5 separate regions of the Mus musculus genome follow, and regions 2, 3, 4 and 5 are each linked to region 1. Evidence: chromatin loops called from intact Hi-C (ENCODE). Cell type or tissue: gastrocnemius. All regions are shown on one strand. Each heading gives the region's core, and the rest is flanking DNA. Links, peaks and the distances in the headings are about the cores only. Region 1 holds the start of Nfil3 (nuclear factor, interleukin 3, regulated). Region 2 overlaps Auh (AU RNA binding protein/enoyl-coenzyme A hydratase). Region 3 has its middle 11 kb from the start of Gm33315. Region 4 holds the start of Auh (AU RNA binding protein/enoyl-coenzyme A hydratase). Region 5 overlaps Auh (AU RNA binding protein/enoyl-coenzyme A hydratase).

Region 1 (4,416 bases), core at 208-4,207:
TCGGAAAAAAACAAAACAAAAAACAAAAAAAAATCCAAACAAACAAAGTGTAAAGGGGGGAGGGGGTGTTCCCTGAACTGATCAGCACCCGTGAAAGGAGATTTATCCTCTATTGCGTATCTGTGCTATGGGGGCTTTATTGGTTAAGGGGTATTTTACCAGCTAGACTCCATCATTATTGCCCTGTGAAGGCGTCCAAAAGTCCAACGGTGAATGGCATTTAAATCACCACTGGATGTGCCTCGGAGATTATTTGTGGAGTTACTACTGTGTGTCTTGAGTAAATGGAAAGAGATCCACTTGGTGAGATGTTCCGGGTGGGGGTCCCGCACACTCACTCTTTATTTTGGGGTTTGCTTTCTTTGAAAAATGAGAAAGGAGGGGGTTGAGTGAGGGAATCATTCGAGCCCAGGTCCCACAGTCCGAGCTCAAGGACCTTGCCACCTGCCACATTCCGTATTTGGGCAAGCGCGTGCGTCACTGTCAGGAATATGGCTCCCTTTGCCAAGGCCGGCTATAATCTTACGTGTCTGTAAACGCGGGGAGTGTTTGCCACGTTCCTTTACAATAGCCAACCCGATGACTGACTTAAGAACATGCCACCAGATGCTCTGTCTCCCATTTCCTTATGTCTTTTGTACATCCCAGGAATTGGGGAAAGGGGGGTGGGGTGGGGGCTGGCTGGCGTGTTCACTGAGAACCGAAAGGAGAGGAGAACTACCAGTTCAAGATGCTTGGGGAATGCCCTCCGTGGCTTGCTCTAGCCCGAGCACCGAAAGCGGGTAGGTTTCCCAGCCGGGGACACCGAGGCCGCGGACTCTCAGGTCCTCGGAGACAGCCGCCACCTCTCCACGTGGTCGGGGACACAGACCAACCGGGTCTAGCTTGGTTTCCCAACCGTGTTACGCAACAACTTTGTAGGGGTCGTCTTCGCCCTAATTGTGTCGGGAGCGCTGTTTGTGTTACCGTTGCGGCGCTGCCCGGGAGAGGAGCGGGACATTTCAGTAGCCCGGCTGCCGCGCCCCTTTCCCGGTCTCAGAGGGGACCGTGGGCACAAGGAGGCCAAGGTCCCCGCCACGCCCGTGTCCCCATAGCCCTCACCCGGGGTTCTATTGGCAACAGGTAGCCCGGCCCTCTGTGGCTCTCCGGGAAACAAACAAACAAAAAAAGGTGCTGGCACCACGGAGCGAGCGCAGCGACCCGGAGGGCGCGGCCGGCAATGGGCAAAAGGGTCCTGGGCTCCTCTTAGGCGTGCCTCGGGTTGCTCCGCGGTGCGTCCCGTTGCGCAACATAGCGCTCGGCCTGGGTCCCCACGGACAGCGGGTAGCAGCTGCGGCCGCGGCCAGAGAAGGACGCGGACTGCCAGTGGCGCCGCGGCGGAGAGGACGGGGCGGGGCGGGGCGGGGCGGTGGGGAGCCCGCCCCTGTCGGCGCGGCCAGTGGCGGCGGGCCGGGGGCGGGCGCGGGCGCGGCGATTGGGGCGGCCGCCGCCCGTCACGGCGGGGCTGGCGGGCGGCGACGTAGCGCGGCGCTCGGAACTGACCTACTAACACACATCTCTCGGCGCGGCCACGGCGCCCGCGGACCCGGCGCGCCCGCTCGTCTCCCGCGCCGCGCCCTCGCCACCGCCCGCTGAGGGCCCGGCGGAGCTTGAATCGCGCCCCGGCGCCGCCAGCCCGGTTACAGCCGCCCTTTCTTTTCCCCCTCACGGACCAGGGAGCAGAACCACGGTAAGCGCTCCGCCCACCGGCGGCCCCGGGGGCCCTGCTCTGCTCCGTGCCCGCTCTTGGAGCGCGCGGCCGGCGGGCGTAGGGCGCGGGATGCGTGCGGGCGCGGCGCAGGGCTGGCGGGAGGCGGCGAGTGTGCGCGGGGCATGCATTACATAAACTTTTGCTGCCTTGGCAGGAGGGGGGACTCGCCACCTTAAGGTAGCTGCTTTGATTGCAGCGCCCTGGCGCCCGCACGTAGCCCGGGCTGCCGCGCGCTCCCTCCTCCTCCCCGCTATTGCATAATGTCTCCGGATTTCAGGAAAATTGATGTTTCGGTGGCGAAGAGCGCGCCGTGGAGGCGGAGTGGAGGCCGATCCTTTTAGCAGCCAGACGACTTGCCCTGCTCTCCGGGGTCTCTCCGCGCTAGTCCCCAATCCGGGCCAGCTAAGGGGAGGGTTGAGTCTTGATTTGCTTAGGAGGATTGGGAGTACCAACGGTGACGGCAATCGGAGATGCCTGCGCGGCGTTTGTTTGTGTCAGGCGCTGTGTCGGCACCGACGTTTTCCAACCCGTTTGTCGTCACCGTGTTTTACGAGCCCTCGGGAAGGTGGAGGGATGTGTCCTTTCTTACATTGCATAATGGGCCAGCGATGAAACGTGGGCACCGAGGACGAACTGATGTGAGAATGTGCGCGTGTGATTTGTGTGCAATGATTTGGTCATTTTAGCGCAGCGTTGGCTATTAGATCCTTATTGGTACCTCTGTATCGTCCCAAATACGCATATTTTAAAAAACGATTCTATGGAGTTCATTATTAAGAAAGAAGAAATCCTAGTCTTGGACACTAATGCGCGCGGGGGAGGGGGGGCTCCTTAAATGTTCCGAGGTGTTATTTTTAAAACCCGGACGAGCCATTGTGACGTTTGCCTCCCCACTTTTCCCAACTGGAATGCGATGCGTTTCATCAGCCTTTCTTTTTCTTTCTTTCTTTTTTTTTTTTCTCACCTTATCGTCATTGGCTTTTTTTTTTTTTTTTTTAAGACACCACAAGACAAATCATTACTAGATTCCTGGAAATGTGAGGTTATGTAACTGCCGAATTTGCTGGCTGTTGAGCATAGAAAGGGAGCTAATTACGTGATTTTATAATCTTGCCACAAAGAAAGTAGGGCAATCTCAGCGTTGAAGAATGTCACCATCAACAGGGGTTTTGTTGGTTCTTTTAAAGGATATTTTAAGCCGGAAAGTGACGACCGACTAAGCCTTGACATAGCTCATGCTTGCCAAATGTGTGTCTTTTACCCTAAAAGAAATGTACGTCTTTCTAAATATAGCCCTATCACATTTTAACAATCCTGGCCTCAGTGCTATTTCTGGTTTCTCCAGGGCTGTGTGCAAATACGAGCTCAAGGCCATTTGCTGTAGTTTTAACTCCACGCCTTCCAAGACCTCTGATAAGACTGTATTTTTAGGAAGGCATTTCGCAGCACCCAGAGACTGCTGGTGAACGCGGGGGCCCCATTTATCATTTTAAAGGACACTTTGGAGGAACTGCTGCGTTCAGAGGGCAACAGGGAATGGCCAAGTGACACCTTCTTTTCTGGCTTTTGTAAATAACAACGGCTAATGAGGTCAAAAGTATTTATTTCACATCATAATTTCCCCCAGATCAGATATGAGTTATGGGAAGTATATATAGGTTAGTAGATTGTATTTTTGCCTTGTATAACCTAGTTTTATTCTTGGAGATAGAATAATATGGTAAGTATCCGGATATTAAATTTCTTCCCGGATTCTTACTTAGTGTAATGATGTGTGAATATACGTATTTAATAGTGTCTGTGAGATATAGTTTTCTTAGCGTACCATTTACATAATTGAACTACAATATTATTTTAGGGGGCGGAGACATTCTAGATGATGACTCCTGGAACATATTATCCCTATTTTAGCCGTTTTCCAAGACGCTGCAGTTGCAGTAGGCCCCCCAGCAGCAGACCCTGACCCACTTTGCGTGCTGGGCTGGGAGACCCAAGCCTTCAGAGGCGGGGGGCCTGGGGGGACTTTGCAGCGCCACCTTTCATCATGCGTCCTTGCGCCCCTCGCTGGTCCGGGAGACCGGGCACGCGCCTGGCAGTGGCAGGCAGAGACCTCGACCCAAGACGCTCCCCTTGGGCAGCAACTGGACGCGCCTCGCGGTGGCCCGCGCGGCTCCCCGGCCCCTCCCGCATTCCTTTGTTCTGGCGCGGGGGTCCTCGCGGCGCCGAGGCCCCGCTGCGCCGCCCACCCGGCGGGGGGCGGGCCTGGGGAGCGGCGCGGCGTGGGGGCGCGGCCGCGAGCGGGGCGGAGGCTTGCAGGGCCGAGTTCGGTGAGCTGCGCTCGCCCGGAGCCGGTGGCCTGAGGCGGAGAGCAGGCGTGCCTCCTGGGCGCCGGCTCCGGTGGCCTTGGGCCTCGGGACAGTGCAGCCTCAGGCAGACCGAGCCAGAAGCTGACTCTACTCCGGAGCACCGCTAGCCGCGACCCCCACAGATATCTTTGTTTCTGGAGTCTCCGTTGAATTTCAGAGGCAAGATCTCTTCTCCATTCACGGAGTGAAAAAGCAGGACATCTAAATGGCTACAGAAAGAAGGGAGGGCAGTCTTGATCGTGATGGATAGGAGGGACAGTGCTTGAACATGGACAGTGGAACCCAGTTTTTTTTTTTTTT
Region 2 (4,416 bases), core at 311-4,310, 100 kb after region 1:
TTCCCAGTGGCTAAAAGGTTTCCCTGGTCTCTACATCCCCTGTCCACCAGGGATGGTCTCCCAGGAGGACCTGGCTAGAATATCAACCTTGTCTGCTTTTCTCATTTTCCAGACAAGAGCTAAAAGAGAGTGAAGGGACAGTCCATCTGTGGGGGGCGGGGGGTCTGTGGGAGGGGTCAATGCCCCATTTCCCTTGTCAACGCTTTGGAGGCTGTGTCTCGTAGTGGGGAGACGCCATCCCCCCTCCGTTCCCGCAGACCCACGCTTCCGTATTAACCAGCACTTGGAGGTTTGTCCAGGTGACACAGAGCTTCCCCGTGTGGATTTCGGTACCTTGGGTGGAGCCAAGAGACTTAGTTTCCGCCCTCGCTGCGGTTTCTTCAGGCTTGTCCTTCAGTGTGACCTCAGCAGCATTTGGGACATGGCCTGTCACACTACCATTTGGTTCTCTTTGAGTTTGAGGCTGAACCTGAATAGCAGTGCGATTACTTCTGACACATTTGATAAATGAATAAAAAGCTCAACTGTAAAATGTTTTTGAGAGACCACAATATTCCTAATGACCCACTCCTATCATGTAATTTATTTTAGAGTTCTCAAGTGTAGTTTATTAGAATATCGTTTAGTGTTAAAATTACCATTGTAAGTACATAGTTCAATGGACGGTACAAAGGAATGTGGATGTATGCTAATATAAGTTGACCCTCTACCTGACTACTGTCTGGTTGACTCTGATGCAGTCCAGGTACACTGTCAGGTACCCACCCGAGCCCTTCCTGACGTTGGAAAGGGGGTGAGCTGCCTGTCTCTGTTCCCCTGAGAGATCAGGCTCTCTCTCCTTCCTTCCAGCCTGCAGGTGACAGGATACCTGCACGGCTGACTACTGACACTTTCCTACAGCATGAACAACACTCCCAGATGTTCTTGTGCTGCCATCTTCCTAACAAATGCCCTTTCTGGTCCAGGATCTGGTCCAGAATTCTCACTTGCACAGTTGTGTTTGGAGGAGCAGGGTCTTTCCTTTCTTGATGACCTTGGCAGTGCCCGACAGTCACCGTATAGGATCTCTAGTTGAGTGTGCATCATGTTTACCCTTGAGGAAGTTGAGATTGGGCAGCTTTGGTTAGAACATCTGCACGGAGATGCCGGGCGAATTCCTAAGGCATCTGGATGTCTGATTATTGACGACGGTACATTTTTTTTTTTTTTTGTCCTTTAACAGGGTCTTAGTCAGGGTTTGTATTGCTGTGATAAAAACTGTGTCCAAAAGCAACCTGGGAGGAAGGGGTCCCACCTTGAAGTTTTTAAGTCTGTTGTAGGGAAGCCAGGAGGCAGGAACTGGAGCACAGACCTCAGAAGGATGCTGCTTACCTGGCTTGCTCTCATGGCTTGCATGGCTTGCTTCCCTGTAGCTCTAAGGACCACCTGCCCCATTCACCCTGGACTGGGTCCTCTCATGGCAATGAAGAAAATGAGTCAGTCAAGAAACTGTCCACAGGCTAATCTGCTGTGGGCATTTTCTCCATTGAGGTTCTCTCTTCCCAAATGACTTTATCTTGTTTTTGTTTGTTTGTTTTGTTTGCTTGCTTTTTTTTTTCTTGAGACAGGGTTTCTCTGTGTAGACCTGGCTGTCCTGAAACTTGCCCTGTAGACCAGACTGGCCTCCAACTCAGAGATCCGCCTGCCTCTGTGTCCTGAGTGCTGTGAATAATGTGTGTGCCCTCACTGCCTGGCGCTTCTGTGAAGTTGATGCAAAACTTGCCTTGTCTGTGGTGAAATTGCCACTTTACCTCAAATCTGCACATATTTATGTCCTGTAATGTGGGTGCTTTGACGTCTGCATACATGTGTGACTAAGTTATCATGTGGGTGCTTTGACGTCTGTATACATGTGGTGTGATTGAATAAAGCCTCCTTAACATTTCCATCACTTCAGCCCCCCCCTTTGTTCTCTCCCCTCCTCCCCATGACGCCACTGAGGCCTGCTCCCTTGCCAGCTTTTAAAGGCTCCATGTCTTATTAATAGCCTTATCACCAGTGCCAGAGACCTACAAAAGGTCTCTAGTATTTCGCTGGCCCAGAGCTTACTGTGTAGCCTGTGCTAGCCTCAGACTCCCTGCCTTCCCAGTGCTGGGGCCGCAGGGTGAGCTGCCACAGCGGGCTGTTCACACACTGGCTTCAGTTAGCATTCCTGCATGCTTCAGCTGGGGTTGAAAAGTCTGGCTGCAGGCCCTGAAAGGAGATGTGTCGCATTTAATGCTCCATCCATCCTGTGACAGTGTTTGGCTAGCTTGGGTTGTTAATCTGGTTAAAGTGGCAACTAACTTGGCATCCTCTTTGCAGACTGACAGGTGAGGCTATATGGTAGAACTCAGAGTGAGAAAAGGAGCCACCCCCCCCCCCCACCGCCTGCTCCCCCCCAGTTCTGTTCTTTCCACTGTTCAGGATGAGCGCTGTGGCCTCTGGGTACGTGTACTTGGCACATTCTCCAGGAGCTCCGTGCTAAGGCATGTCTCTGAGGTAATGACTGACATTTAAATCCTGTCAGTGTGTTTTGTCGCTAACACAGCCCAGAGTTGGGAAGCTCCGTTTATATCCTTTGTTGCAGCTCTCTTAGAATTTACATCAGAATCCGAGCCTCAGCCCTGAGTCACCGCTACCCTGGGAGGGTGAGCTGGGTTCTCAGAAATAGCAAGAGGTCCGCCTGTGCCCAAGCCAGCGGGTAAGGTCATCCAGGAAGGAGAGCCCTGTCGCAGCAGAGTGAGACCTGAGAGGCTTAGCAACGCAGAGTGGGCAGACAGCCTTGCAGGTCTGTGCTAGTGGGATGGATGCATGGAGGTGCTTCTCTGAGTATTCTAGCAGAGAGCTTTCTGTACGAATCCTGAAATGCCCTCCAGGGTCACTTCCTCAGTTCAGTCTGTCCTGGGGCTGGGAGTGTGTGTGTGTGTGTGTGTGTGTGTGTGTGTGTGTGTGTGTGTGTGTTGGGGGGAGCTGTCCCCTGACCTCCTTGCTGCGCTCAGGGCTGCTGTGGAGGAAGCACCTCTGTAGGACTCTCTTCTTGCCTTGGAGTGCCCCTTCTGAGATCAGGTAGGAGAGAGTCCACATGCGCCCACACGTCTAACTACCAAACTTGCAACCAACCAGAGACAAAGGAATCTAGGACTGGCAGTCAGTTCTGAGTGTAGCACAAACAGTGTAGGCCGCACGCACGAGGCTTCCTGAGGAAAGTCAGTCGGTTCCAGTTGGCAAGGCCTGCTGCTCTCTGGTCTCCCTCCGCCTCATCCTACTCCTGTTCTGAGTCAGGGGCATATTTATTCAACTCACTAACATAGCTCTCAGGTCCTGCCTGTGATCTTGTAGGAGGTGGCTATAGCTGTGAAGGAACAAGCTACAGAGTCGCCACAGAACTTCTTTCGCAGCCCAGGAGCAGAGCAGGGGCCTGTCCCTCAAAGTAGAAAATACTGTAGAAAAAATAAGGGACAGGGTCTGAGGGGGATGGGGCTTTGCAACCAGGAGGCCAGAGTCCCTCACTAAACAAGGTCCCATAGGCTTAAGGCTTAAAAGACCAGGGAAGACTGTGTAGCCGCAGACAGCACCCAGGCCCAAGGGTGGAGGTGGGAGAGTGCTTGCAGCCACAGCAGGATGCACTAGAGGGAGGATACATTGTGCAGGGATTGCTCACAGCACAGTGACTTCGGTCTTTATCCCAGTGAGAAGGAGACCCCGGGGAAGGCAGGTCAGCAGTTTAATAGGTTTCTCATCAGTGCACTGAAGACACACAGCAGTTAGCCGAGTCTAGAAGCAGGAAGCCAGCGCCTGTGGCATGGTTGGCTGTGGCATGGCCTGGACAGGGCTGCATTCAGATCCGGGGTGTGTTTAAAGACGAGTCTAGAAAAATCTCCTAGCAGGTTGGCTGGGAACATAATCAGGAGAGATACGTGGGGTTTTGGAAAGAGCAACTGCCTTCTCCTGAGACGTGGAACTGCAGTCAAGAGTCCTGTCTTGGATATTATTTGGATATTTGGTTAAAAACGGTTACTGAATATCTAGATGATCTCTTAAATAAATGCGGAGAAGAGGGGCATGGTCTGGGCTGGGGCTAAAACTATGGGACTCGTTGTTTTCCCCACTAACAACCTGCTCTAAAGAGAAGTCCTGAGCCCAGAAAGCCACACCCTCCATCCCCAGGGCTGGGATAAGTGGGAACTACTCTGGTCTCTTGGAGGAGGAGGCCATGTTTGTCTAACCTTGTCATAGGAGAGAGCAGGCAGGACTTAGGATTGACCACTGTGGGCCTTCAGCTGCTAAGGCTCCTGCCACTTGATACCTTAGGTCTGGGTCTTTTACATTTTGAACACAGTTAAAACACACTGAAATGTAAAAGAGTTTCAGAAAATAAATGAAAGATGAAGCATA
Region 3 (4,416 bases), core at 100-4,099, 160 kb after region 1:
CTCATAGCTGAAATGTTTGGCTGGAGAGTGAGGACAGCAAATATCCTTAGCTGAGGCTGACTATGTGCACCCACAGTGACCTATGAACTGGCTGCTCTGAAAGACCAGTGACAAATATCAAGCTGCTTCCAGGAACGAAAGCCCACTCGAGAAGTCATGTGCTTTTGGCAAAGACAAGCTCCACAGAGGACCCCAAAGCCCTTGGGCTTTCACCTGAGAATGACTCTTGTCCTGGCTTCCCCAAGAAGGGTGCATGCATGTGTGGTGCGTGCATGCATGTGTGTGTTATATGATGGGTGTGTGCATGCTCATGGATGTGTGCATGTGTGTGTGTTATGTGTATATAATGTGTACATGTGATAATGATGGGTGTGTGCATGCTCATGTATGTGTGCGTGTGAGTGGTGTGTGTGTGTGTAAGTGATGTGTTGTGTGTTTTGAGTGGTGTGTGTATGTGATGTGTACATGTTTGCATATGTGTGTTTGGAGCGTGTGGAATGTATGGCACGTGTGTGCCCACACAGGTGTGAATTGTGTACTGAGAGTGTGCATAATTTCCCTTCACAACTGTTTTGGAAAACAGGGCCAACACAACAACTAGAGGCTCCAGCATGGTGGTTCCTTGCTCAAGGGATCTTGTAATCACATGACTAACAGGAGGGGTTCTGGAGATGGCACGGGAGGCCAGTGATTGCCTGGTGGTGGCAAACTCCAGGGTTTCGAGACACCAGTGTCATGTCCTTGTTGCCTAAGGAGCCACTCGCAGGGATGGGTTTATTATCTGGGCTGTAAAGTCTTAAATGCCCAGCAGCAGCAGCAATTTAGTATATATACAGTCTTGTGTGTGTTAGCTTTCTAACCTGGAGGAGAAACACGGCATCATAGATGCAGGTTTTTCAAGAGGTGGACAGAGGTAAGTTTAGTGGAAGCTAAAAATGACCTAGACCTGTGGCCAGATGGGCAGGCCTGCCAGGCACTGAGATGTCCCACCCCCTACCATGCCCTCTCACCCGCATGCTACCTGCCCCCAGCCTGAAGAGCCCCACCTCTCAGGGGGACAGTCTGATTCTTCTAATGTTACCCATATGTCAGATTGCTGCCCTCCTGCTGTGTTTCAGGCCCTGCTGCCTTTCCAGAGAAGAGCATGAGTCACCACAGGGGCCAGAGAGGGAGGGAGGGGCCCCGGTCACCGGAAAAATAGAGTGGAGCAAGAGCCTTTTTATAGCTTTCTGAGTAGGCTTTCCTTTCCATAGGTTAATTTTTATCTGAACAACCCAGATAAGGTTGGATGGCCTTTTTACAAGAAAACTATTTAAATACAAGGGATTGTTTGGACAGCTTTTTAAAAGGCCAAGGGCATTTTCTTGCTTGCTTGTCTGTGTGTGTGTCTGTGTGTGTGTGTTTCAGTTTATAAATAGCATACATTGATAGTTAATGGCAATTTTCAATGCCATGTTTTAATGTAATTCCTTCAGCACTAACTTTGGAGCCCCCCAAACACAAAATTGTTCTTATCCCAAGGGACTGAAACCTTGCGAAGGTCAAGGGTTGCTAGCGCAGACCCTTTGAGACCCTGCCCTGTGTTCCAAACAGATGGTGATTTTTCACATCGAATGCTATTCTGGTGTACTGACTTAGGAAAATTATCTTAAAATAGACTTGAATGAGCAGAGCCTGCAAGAATAAGCTGTCAGCTTCTTTTTTACTCCTGGAAGGGGCGGGGGAGGGGGCAGGGAACAAAGCTGTCAGCGATTTCCACAAGTTGAGGAATCTGTGTACTTTCTTATTTTAGAGAAAGCTTTTTTTAGTGGGACTGTAATTGAGTCCCCTTACGTCGTTGGGTGTCAACAAATTACCATCTGTTCTGGAGATACTCAGTTGTGAAGCCCAGCCTTGCCAAATACCAAGGAGCAACTGCTCGCCACTGCGAGTGAGCTGGCTGAGCATCTGGACCATGGGAGTGTGGGCAAGCATCCAGCCTCCTTTACTCAGGTGTTCTGTGAGTTCTGGAACCTGAACTCTGCTAGCCCAGGACAGCCCAACCTTAGGGTCCTTGGGCAAGGAGAGGTTGACAGAGCCTGGAGCATCTTCACAGAGCATCATGTTGAGCAAGAAGCTAGATTTGGAGATGCTGGGCACACCGAAGCGAGAGGCGACCTCAGCCGAGTGGGTGGGGCCCTAGGCGAGTGAGTTCAATACATTGAGTTGCCATGGGGCAACATGCTGGATTTGGAGGGGATGCCAAAGTGCTCAGCTTTCTCCGAAAGGTGGTACCATCCCGCTCTTCAGATTCCAGGAACCAATCAGTCTTGGGTTGAAAATGGTTCTACCTATAGCAACACTGTAGACTTGGCCCATCACGTCTTCCTTAGATAGAATAGAGCATCTGTTTGCTCAGCATTCATACCCTCTGAAGTACTACAGGCCATCCGAATATGAGTTACGGCCTCCAGGAGGCTCCGCACAGGCTGCACATGCAAGGAGCTCGCACGCAATGATTTCTATACCTACAGACATGGTAAAGCCCGTTCTCCAGCAACACCGAGAGACATCTCAACTTGTTGCAGATTTTGCAGCAGTCAGGATGATGTGTGACAGGAACGGAGGGCAGGGGTCCTCGGCCTAGTGTGTGAACAGGGTTCTCTGTGACATGATCTCAGCATGCTGAAGGGGCTGTAAGAAGGAAAAGCTGAGCCGTGACCTCCTCTTCTTGGAGACGGGCCTCTCGAATATGGGACTCAGGAGTGGCTCTCCCGAGTGGGGACTAGGCACACCTAGTGCCCAGATTTGGTCCCCTTTGAAGGCTAAACTGTGACCATCCCAAGCTCCCCTGCCTCTTAGTTAGCTCTGTGCCTTCAAGTGAAAGAGGGTGGCCCAGGCTTTCTTAAACTGGAAGGGAGTTGAGTGGCTTGTAGGTGCCTAAGCTGAGTCCTGTAGCATGCACCTGAACCCAGGGAATGCACTGGACTCTATGTGCATAGAGAAGCCCCGGCCAGTGACGTTCTCAAAGCAGAATGCTCTCCTATAGGACATCAGATTCTGTTTTCATGTGACTTTGATTTTTTTCCCCTGTTCTAACCCCTGCCCCACCCCCATGTTCTATCAAATTAAAGGAAGTGGCCATGTGTGCTGCACGCATAGGTGCACACACTCCTGGCCTGGGCAGAATGACATCTCTGAGGACACAAAGGAAGCAGAGAGATCCATGACTGGATGGGTCTCCAAAGGGCCCGTGTCTCAGGGGAGTCCCTCAACCTGGACATCTGTCATCAGCGACCAGTTGCACTGACAGAGTCACCCAGAACCCCTGTGGCAGTGGGGGCTGCATCTGGCAGGTGCCCTCAGTGACTGTCAAGCCTCGGTGGGATCCATGGTGGCTTTTGCTCTTCACTTCCATGGGAAACGGTCTAGCATTCTGGAGGTCTCCTGTTAGCTGCTGGATCACTTGACCCGAAGCTGTTTGTGAACTGTGTTGATGAGGGAGGTGGGTAGTCTTTACCACGAGCGCTTTCCCAAGGCTGAGTGGAGACGGAACCCATAGGCTGCTTCCAGACTCACGCCTTTTCCAGTACGGAGCTCGGGAACTACCAGGAAAAGCTTCCAAGTTCCTAAAATCCTACAGTGTGCTCTGGGCTCTTCCAGACCCTAAGGATGTCAGCACCTACCCCCTGTCCATACTTGTGACTTCAGACCTAAAGCACATCACAAAAGCTAAGGCTCTTAGATATTTTAGAGCGGTCTATAAAAGGACACATCAACAGAGCTAGACCCCACGTGTGCTTTCTTTAGGGGAAAAAATATTAAGGAATAAGGATATAATACCCGAAAAGATGCAGTGGTCAGACCAAGGATGCTGGGATGACCTTTGACCCTGAAAAGGCTGAAGTGGGTTTACCCATGGACCACTCAGTTCCCATGGGGCCAACCAGCTCACCAACCTGTGCCTGGGACAGGAGATGAAGTAGGTTACCTACTTCAGGAATGTGTCTCTTAAGAAACAGTGTGGTCGTGAAGAGAGGAAAAAAAGTAGCACACACAGTTACGGTTTGTAATATTGTGACAGGACCTTGCCATCTGCAGTGCATCAGTGGGCTGCCTTCACGGCTATTCTGGGATGCCTGTGGATGGATGGCTCTGGGTTAGATCTGCTGCTTTCGGTGGTTTGAATGACTCCTAAGAGTTCATACACAGAAAGCTTTGTCCCCAGGGTGTGGGCATTAAGAGCTGGGGCTCTCTTTAAGAGGTGAGGTCAGGTAGGAGGTGGTGGGTTACTAGGAACACTGTATGTGGGAGGGGCTAGGGATCCCAAGCTTTTTCTCTTAAGACCTTGCTGTTAGAAAGGACTGGCTGTACCTGGTTTCCCTATGTTGTATTTTATTTTATTTTATTTTATTTTATTTTATTTTATTTTATTTT
Region 4 (4,416 bases), core at 156-4,155, 51 kb after region 1:
TGTCATGATCCTGGGCTGAGCAGGAGATGCTGCTGCCAGCCTTTGAAAGGATGCAAATTCACAATAGATTTTTTTCATTTGTGTGTGCATGTATGAATGTCTAAGTGTGCACACATGCATATGTGTGTGTGACTGTCCAAGTGTGCACACATGCATGTGTATGTGAATGTCTAAGTGTGCACAATGTGTGTGAAGGCCCGAGGACCTCCACACCCTGAAGTGGTGTGCCACTTCGCCTGGCTGTTCATTTGTGCCCTTTGAGATTTTCTTTGTAATGAGCCCGCCGTGGACATAAAAGGCTTACATCACTTCTGTGAGGTACTCTGAGAAAAGAATGACCCCGAGGAAAGGGTGGTGGGAGCTGGTGCAGAGTTGGTTGGTCAGAAATATGGGAGGCCTCGGATCTCTAGTTGGTGGCTAACCTGGGCAGTGTTGGGTGGCCTCATATAAAAAGCCAATTGGCCAAATAAACAAACTGGGGAAAACCCAAAGCCTTCCCAGTGCAATGAAGTCTTATAATTTGATGTTGTCTCTGCATCTGTCTTGGACATGAACTCACCTCTCTTACCGCTGAGGTGGGCCCCAGTCACCCTGATGCAGTTGGTTTTCAGTTCTCTGCCTCCCTGGTTCTTAATTTGCTCAATTTGGATGTCTGTCTTGCCTTCACTGGGAGAGCCTGAAGCACTGTCCTCACTGATTGTCACACCCTATGTTGACTGCCAGGGAGGCAGGGAGGCAGGGATGCAGAGAGGCAGGGATGCAGGGATGCAGGGAGGCAGGGATGCAGGGAGGCAGGGATGCAGGGAGGCAGGGAGGCAGGGAAGCAGGGAGGCAGGGATGCAGGGATGACCCTCTCACCATAGCCGGACTCCAGGGGCTTGCTCTAAACCCACCAATTAGAAGCCACCATGCTGGCTGGCTTTCATCCTTAATCAAGTGCTCTCTCTCCCTACTCCCTCTTCCTCTTGCTCCTTTCTCCTCCCTTCTCCCCCCACCCCTATCTCTCCCACTAGTTGGCCTCCCTTTTACCCCGACACCTCCTTTCTGCCTAGAAATTTCAAAACTAAGTTGGAGAAACAGTAACAGTAACAATCTCAACGCTTAGCGAAAGGAACATTGCGATTAGAAAAAAAGACACAATGTAACTTTCAAGAGCAACAACCTCCCCAGCGAGCAGACACTCAGGATTCCACTGGCTCTCTTCCGTTTGGACCAAAGCCAGCAGGCAGAACACCGAAGGGACATGTGCTTCGGACGTTGAAGGTAATTATACAGAATCTCTTTTTCTTTCTTTTTAAAATAGTGATTTCTTTTTCTGGGCTTTAGTGGTCTGCCTGCTTGTTTGCGTGAGGGTGCCAGATCCTCTGGAACTTGATTTACAGACAACTTTGTGCTGCCATGCAGGTGTGGGGAATTGAACTTGGGGGTCCTCCGGAAGAGCAGCAAGTGCTCTTTACCACTGAGCCATCTCTCTAGTCCTTATACCGGAATTTATATGGCCAGAGTGTAATTTGCTTGTCTGGAAGGACAGGGAATACTCTAAGGAGACATTCTATCTCTTCCTTTAGATTCAGACTAGGAAGGCTCGCTCCTCAGGGAACTGGAAAACCTCCACTCCCAACCCCCCCCCCGCCCCCCCCCCCAGTGGAGAAGGAAAAGCTTAAATTTCTCACAGATAGTGCTGGGTCAAAGATGAAAGGGACCACACATTAACTTGGGCCTGGCTATGCATGATTTTGGTTCTCTACTTCAACTTGTGTGAGGCTTCTGTCTAAAGATAAGTTCCTCCTCTGACTGGTCCTAAACTTCCCCATCTTCACCTGGGATTCAGGGAAGAGAGGAGGGAGTCCCCACTGTTTTTTTTTTTTTTTTTTTCTTTTTGAGACAGGGTTTCTCTGTCTCTGTCAGACCAGGCTGGCCTCTGCCTCCCAAGTGCTGGGACTAAAGGTGTGTGCCACCACCGCCAGGTGGGAGTCCCCACTGTTAAAGACCTTGTGGATTTTAACAATCTGATGATACACAGAGGAGGGGAACAAGGGTCTGTCTTTCGAGTATCTTCCTTCCTTCCGGGATGGTCAGTCACAAGCCTACTATGGACCAAGTGCATGGAGGCAAGACCCTCTTGTCCTCTTCATTTAAGCGTTTCCACACTTTAAAGATGCCTCTCCTTCTCTGAGCTGGCAAAACATTAATGCTACCCGGGCGGCCGAGGTAAAGAGTGCCTGGGAGGGGCCAGACAACGAGGGGCGGGGCCAAAGCGACCGACGCCTGTCGTGTGCGTGCGCGGCTCCAAGCGGGGGGCGGAGCCTGGCCGCGGGCGCCCGCTGTAAACATACAACATGGCGGCGGCGGCTCCAGGCGCTCTGGGCGCCTTGAGAACGGTTGGCGTCCGCCTGGTGGCCGCGTGCTGCGCGCGGCTCGGCCCCGCGGCCTGGGCTAGGGGTACCGCCCCGAGGAGGGGCTACAGCTCGGAGGTGAAGACGGAGGATGAGTTGCGCGTGCGGCACCTGGAGGAGGAGAACCGAGGTGAGCTGCAGGCAAGCGCGGGCGAGGCCGCGGAGGTCTGCCCCGGCTGTCACTGCGTCCCCGAGGGTACGGTGGCCTTCCGGGTTCAGCCTGCTCAGTGATGATGCTCGCGCCTGGGGTCTCTCCAGCCAAGGTCAATGCGGAGCGTGTAGTACAGGGCCAGGGTTGCTTCTTGCTGTGTAATAGCTCCCTGCTACCCCAGGCGTCAGTGCGAGAGTTGTAGGAGCTGCAGCGGGGATGCCTTTTTATTACTCGAGAGAAGCTTAAATTAGAAGCATTCTTTTGCACATATTATCTCGGAGAGTTAGTTTTGGGGGGCTGTTGCACTTCACTTAAAGAATTTTGAACGCTTTTTAAATTTTTTGCCTTGCTGAGCTCCGTGGGGGGTAAATAATGAGGCTATTCATCTTGCCCTTGGGCTGATTACAGTGGGAGGAGACAGATATATTAGTGCATGGCAAAGGGTGGAAAGCTATGAAAAGGTAAGATGCAGAGGAATATTGAGTTTCCTTTAGTTGCAGTGTCGGCTTAACTATAGTGATTGAGAAGGTGGAAGAACGTATTGCCCAAGAAGGAAGAGAGGACCACTGAATGCATTTTGACATCCATTTATTGGATGCTGGAATCTGTTAAGAAGTGGAAAATAAGTCAGTATGGCTGTCTTTTTAGAAGCTCTCCTGTGTATTGAAGGTCAGATGACGCTTGCTTCAAGGCTTGTTGAGAACCCCGAAATGCCTGCAGGGTTTATCTCTCACTGTTATAACCTAGGCTGCCCTGGAAGTTAAGATCCCCAGATTTAAGAGTGCTGGGATCACAGGGCTGAACCACAGTGTCTACTCCAAGGCATTCTGTAGGCAACACGAGACTGACAGTTCTGACGCAAAGTTCCCTGTGCTCCACCCATCGAATATATCAAGCAGAATGATAGGCACTCCATGAGGTGGTTGTGGAGATGGGAAGGATACTGTGTATTGAGGGTTGAGCAGCCTCTGCAGGGCGCTCAGAAGTATGCGGAGTCATTTTGTTTCTTGCACGTTCAAGCCTTCTGAGACAGCGGAATGGTCAAAATGATGGAGATATTTATTTGGGAAATGACAGAAGACAAGTATGGTGTGACAGAGTTGTAGGAAGCTAAGCTGGGGCCTTAGAGGCCTGGAATCATTAAAGCCTTGGATGCCAGTCTTTTTGGGTAAGCTTAGTTTTGCTGGCGTTTCAGTTATGTTATATGCTCCGGGGGTGTGTTACTTATGAAGGGGTTGGGAGCGTTGTTAGCTGTATGTATATGCTTTAGTGGGTGTTCGTGTGTGTTTGTACGCACATTCACACAGAACTTCCTGGAAGTCTTTAAGTTGGGATGCGATTGGACTGCAGGGGAAGATACAGCCCTTGGAAGATTATTTAATATTTCGATAAACTGTAATGTTTATCTTGAAGGCAGATATCAGTAATTAGGACATCCTGGCCTAACGACTGACCCAGCATCCTTTTGAGGATTGGCAGAAGTGACGGTGCAGGCTTTGCTTTCTTTTTATGTCTGAGCCAACTTATAAGTAGTGCAGAGGAAGATGCGGGAGCCAGGGTACTGCAGATGGAGTCTCTGAAAGGTGGGTGGTACAGGGACACTGAATCAGATTGTCACTGGTTTAGTTACTAGTGGCTTGCCATGGACAGACAGACAGACAGACAGACAGACAGCAAACAGCATGGCAGGGACTCAGGAGAGTTCAAGCCTTGGCTCCAGAGACAGACAACATTGAGGGAGATCTGAAGAGTGGAATCAGGCCTTATGAAGCAGGAGTTGTGGTCTTTTACAGATGTTTGAGGACGGATAGGTGTAGTTTCTCAGCAGGATCGTCTGTGTGTGTGTGTGTGTGTGTGTGTGTGTGCGCG
Region 5 (4,416 bases), core at 262-4,261, 87 kb after region 1:
TCTGACCTCCACATAGACACCCTCCTCACGTGCATGCGCATGCGCGGACACCCTGAGTAAGTCAGTGTAAGTAAACCCATTGTGTGGCTTTGCATTTTGTGGATGAACGATCAGAGAGGTTACTTGGAAAGACTCCTCTCACAGATACCTCTGTAGAGCGTAGCACTGTCCTACATCTTGGTCTCTGTTACGAGGGTCAGCATCTCTGGTATGACATCAGAAGGAAGGAGGAACGTGACTGAGTTTTAAGTGCTATTATTTATACACTTAGCCGTTAGGTTCATCCTATCACCATACGGTGTTAAGAACACGGCTGCTGTCTCTCTCACTGGTGCAGCCTACAGGAGCTCCGTCTCCTGTACTGGTGCAGCAGAGTAGCTGCCATTCTTGTTGCCGTTCAGATCTACCCCACCATGTAGGTGTCTGACTTTTGTCCCTCTTTATTCAAAACCTCGGCCGGTTAGTGCCACAGCGATGTTGCCATGCAGGCAGAAGCCAAGTGCTCCTGTGTTTCCGTGCGAACTTGTTGCCTCCTGATAATTTGGCTTTTGCTTTCACCACATTGTGCTGAGAGCTACTCAGTGAAGAATAGTTTTGTTTTCTTTTGGTTTTTTTGGGTTTTTTTTGTTTTTTTTTTTTTTTGAGGCAGGGTTTCTCTGTGTAGCCCTGGCTGTCCTGGAACTCACTCTGTAGACCAGGCTGGCCTCGAACTCAGAAATCTGCCTGCCTCTGCCTCCCAAGTGTTGGGATTAAAGGCATCCGTCAACCCGCCCGGCCCAAGAATAGTTCTGAGTTTGCAGACTGTGTGCTGTATGCTCACTGTGTCTTCTGCCTGTGTCTGAGTGCCGAGGAAGAGTCGTGGGAAGGGCGGGCGAGCTTTTAGGAGTTATATAGCTAGCTTCTTTCTGAAGCTCTCCTCTCACTGCTGTCTGTCCTGTGAGTCTGCTGTGCACAGCGTGACACTTGGTCAGGAGCACTCTGCTTGCTTGCTTGCTTGCTTGCTTCCTTTCTTTAGAGACAGGGTTTCTCTGTGTAGCCCTAGGCTCTCCTGGAACTCACTCTGTAGTCCAGGCTGGCCTCGAACTCAGAGATCCACCTGCCTCTGCCTCCCAAGTGCTGGGATTAAAGGTGTGCGCCACCACCACTGGCCACTCTGCTTTTAAAGCCTGAGTTTAAACTGCCAACTTCTGCCATTCCAGAGTACCATTCTAGAGTTCATCAACACCAAAAAAAAAAAAAAAAAAAAAAAAAAAAGGAAAGTCCCTTCCATTCTCATTGGTCTTTCTATACTTCTGATTTCATAAGGAACCCCGGATGCTGTGTTTTTTGTAGGCGCTGGCAGTTTCTCGGCAGCTGCCATCTTTCCCTGTGTGGTCATTGCTCTGTTATACTGCCTTTGACTCTTACACAAGGCACTTGTGTACACATGGGGCTCGTCGCTTTGCCCCTGCTGCCTCGTTAAGGTTTTCCTTGGGGCTTGGCTGCAGTGCTGTGTGTGTGTGTGTGTGTGTGAGTGTGAGTGTGAGTGTGAGTGTGTCAGTGTAGATACCCTTCTGAGTCCAGAAGAGGGTGCCGGGTCCCCTAGAGCTGGCTTTCCAGGCAGTTGTGAGCTGCCCAGTGTGAGGCTCCGTGCAAGAGCTGTATGTGCTCGTAACTGCCGAGACGTCTCTCCAGCTGTCTGCGTTAACTCTCTGAAAATAATTACAAAGTACTTTTCTGGCTTGTCCCACACTGTGGCCAGGACACCCCCCCCACCCCCCCCTGTGCCTGCCTGGTCTTTACATTCTACCCTGCAGTGGCATTAGCCCTCTCTGAATGTCCTCTGGCTTATTTTGTCAGCAGGTAGTTTCCCCTCCATCTTCCGAGGGTAAACATCAATGCAATCTCTTATTTTATGTCCCAGTACAGCCTGGAAACTAGGATGGGTCCTGTGTACAGGTGTGTGGGATGGGTCCTGTGTACAGGTGTGTGGGATGGGTCCTGTGTACAGGTGTGTGGGGATGGGTCCTGTGTACAGGTGTGTGGGATGGGTCCTGTGTACAGCTGTGTGGGATGGGTCCTGTGTACAGCTGTGTGGGATGGGTCCTGTGTACAGCTGTGTGGGATGGGTCCTGTGTACAGCTGTGTGGGATGGGTCCTGTGTACAGCTGTGTGGGATGGGTCCTGTGTACAGCTGTGTGGGATGGGTCCTGTGTACAGCTGTGTGGGATGGGTCCTGTGTACAGGTGTATGGGAATGGGTCCTGTGTACAGGTGTGTGGGTTGGGTCCTGTGTGCAGGTGTGTAGAGGTAGAACTGGCCCTCAGGAGGTGGCTGTTAACAGTATTCCCCTCCATGAGGAGCACCAGAGCCTTCCAAGCTGCCTCACTTTATTTGAATTTTAACCTGGTGTTAGCATTTAGTTGTCATAGGGGTTTGACTAAGGTGGTTGAGACTTTCAGTCTTGGATCTGGCATCTCTCCCTTGAGGGTGGTGGTGTTTCTCTGTGGCATGCCTGCTGGCATCCAGCAGCACCCTGTGTGGCAGTCCTGGGCCAGCCTCCAGCAGAGCCTACCCAGCCTGCCAGCTTTGCTCAGGGACCACTGTGTTCTGTTCTTGTGGTTTCTTCAGAAGTTAGAGAAAAGGGAGAAAGCATCTTAGTCAAAAGTGCAATTCTAACTGGACCTAGAGATAACTAGGGATTTATTGTGATTTTGTTAATAACGATTTCATTTCTATTCTTGATTTTTATATTCAGATTTTTCATCATAACATATATGGACCTTTCTGTTAAATTAATGACTTTGCTGTTTTGTAGCACAGTACTAGATTTTTTTTTAATTGTTTAAAATTACAGTTTATTTTTCATTTGTGTGAGGGTCACGGTGTTAATTCTCTGCTTCCACCACGTGGGTCCCAAGAGTGAAGCTTAGATACTCAGCGCTGGCTGCAAGCACCTTTACCCACCGAGTCATCTGGCTGACACAGGATGCAGGCCTCTAAGCAGAACCTAGGGTGAAAGTCACATAACCAGCACCAGCCTCCTCCTCACAATCAGATTGTCGGCCTTTCTCGAGGCTTACAATTAGCCTCTGCCTGAGGAGCAGAGAGTAGGCACAACACGTCCAGTACAGTGCTGACTCCAGCCTCGCCGGGCCTGGGTGTGCTATGGGCTCTGAGGTCCATCACCCACCGTGCCTTTTCTTCTCAAAATAGCTCCACTCTTTAATTATTGCTTTAATTATATTTTTAGGAGCATTTCAAAAGGATTATTATCTTCCTTGTCATACCTGGCTCACTTCCTGGAATGAAACTCAAAATAGTATCTGATCCCACTGTTGCGTAACACACTGAGTCACGGTTTCTCGCTGTAGCCGTGGCCCTGGCATTTCATTTCCTGCCTCAAGACCTTTGTAGGCATTTGCAGCTGCCCTCTGGCTGTTCTCTCAGGCCTCTGTACCGATAGTCTGCCTTTCCAAGGGCATATGGCTTTAGAATTTATAGTATTGTAAAATATTGACTAGATTAAGCTGTTCTAATTAAATAATTTTTTCAGTAGGAAACACTATAGCCAGCTTTCTGCCATGCTGGTTTCTGTTACTGTTTGGAAGTCCCAGGCACAGTGTGGGCACAGTTACTCTCCCCTTGCCCTGTTTGGTTGCCATACTGTGCTCTATGTTTCTCAGAAGTTACAATGTTAAACTTGTTGTATTCCCTTTGGAAACATTAATTCCTCAAAACTTAAACGTCAGATTTTTAAAAAATACTTTTTGATGATGCCACAATGTTTGATCATCACTGGAAAAGGTTACTACTGTTTGTACCAGATTCTGTGTCTGAGGTCAATGTCTCTGCTCCTGCCCCCAAGCCAGACTCCTGGTCAGTCATTGTACCTTGCTAATCCAGTCAGCCTGTTTCTTACCCATTTCTTTCATTGGTGGTTGGGGGTTATACTCACTAACTGACAACACATTTCACTTGTCTGGTTTTGTGTGTGACGGTCTGGCTGTGCAGATGTCTGCCTTAGCCTCAGATCAGTGCCAGCACCATATCACCCATAACTCCTGCTACAGGGAGCTTAGACACCTCTGGCCTCTGCAGGCAACTACACTCTTGTGACCATACACCCCCTCCCCCTATACACACACACACTAAACATTTTTAAAAGTATTCACTAGTGAACAGTTTACAAATATTAATAGGACAGATTTCATTGTCAGTTTGTCATAAAAAAAAAAAAAAGATGACCCCTTCCTAGAAATTTTATGAAAGAGAGTGTTTTCTGCAAGCCAGGGCGTAGAAGTGAGGCTGGCTATTTCATACATAACAGCACAGGCTCATTTCTTGGCCTCTTGTAAAGTCTACGAAGCTCCTGAAAGTTACCGAGTTCCCACAGTTGCTCTGCTGATTGTCTGGAAGGCTTGGGAGGAGGGGCTGT

The links. A loop is a pair of places that touch in the nucleus more often than their neighbours do. Peaks named below come from ENCODE experiments on the same cell type or tissue, not always from the same donor. Only the 100,000 strongest peaks of a DNase experiment are listed, where the experiment ranks them.
Region 2: a loop joins it to region 1, with 5 times the contacts of the local background. A loop is called at or near these places in 10 of 42 quality-filtered maps.
Region 3: it touches region 1 in a loop (2.9-fold over the local background); 14 of 42 quality-filtered maps call a loop at or near these places.
Region 4: it touches region 1 in a loop (5-fold over the local background); 18 of 42 quality-filtered maps call a loop at or near these places.
Region 5: a loop joins it to region 1, with 4 times the contacts of the local background. A loop is called at or near these places in 5 of 42 quality-filtered maps.

Annotation. Positions count from the first base shown.
Region 1 is chr13:52,978,174-52,982,589 of GRCm38, reverse strand. Nfil3 (nuclear factor, interleukin 3, regulated) reads left to right here and starts at 1,551. Exons shown (of 2, transcript NM_017373.3): 1 at 1,551-1,729. In gastrocnemius, for the core only: a CTCF peak has its summit at 1,951; DNase peaks (open chromatin) are centred at 2,175, 2,572, 3,859, 4,104 and 4 more places; H3K4me3 peaks cover 4,000 bases; H3K27ac peaks cover 3,872 bases.
Region 2 is chr13:52,878,293-52,882,708 of GRCm38, reverse strand. All of the region lies in intron 6 of Auh (AU RNA binding protein/enoyl-coenzyme A hydratase), which reads left to right. Among named protein-coding and RNA genes, the nearest start is that of Auh, 49 kb to the left of the region's middle. In gastrocnemius, for the core only: no CTCF peak of the experiment used is centred there; a DNase peak (open chromatin) is centred at 2,164; H3K4me3 peaks cover 1,922 bases; H3K27ac peaks cover 4,000 bases.
Region 3 is chr13:52,815,687-52,820,102 of GRCm38, reverse strand. No RefSeq gene overlaps it. Among named protein-coding and RNA genes, the nearest start is that of Gm33315, 11 kb to the left of the region's middle. In gastrocnemius, for the core only: no CTCF peak of the experiment used is centred there; DNase peaks (open chromatin) are centred at 1,094 and 1,958; H3K4me3 peaks cover 555 bases; H3K27ac peaks cover 2,820 bases.
Region 4 is chr13:52,927,565-52,931,980 of GRCm38, reverse strand. It overlaps Auh (AU RNA binding protein/enoyl-coenzyme A hydratase), which reads left to right and starts at 2,304. Exons shown (of 10, transcript NM_016709.2): 1 at 2,304-2,526. The coding sequence starts at 2,340. In gastrocnemius, for the core only: a CTCF peak has its summit at 2,459; DNase peaks (open chromatin) are centred at 1,225, 2,306 and 2,544; H3K4me3 peaks cover 2,364 bases; H3K27ac peaks cover 2,534 bases.
Region 5 is chr13:52,891,086-52,895,501 of GRCm38, reverse strand. The region is part of intron 4 of Auh (AU RNA binding protein/enoyl-coenzyme A hydratase); the gene reads left to right. Among named protein-coding and RNA genes, the nearest start is that of Auh, 36 kb to the left of the region's middle. In gastrocnemius, for the core only: no CTCF peak of the experiment used is centred there; a DNase peak (open chromatin) is centred at 2,525; H3K4me3 peaks cover 695 bases; H3K27ac peaks cover 2,089 bases.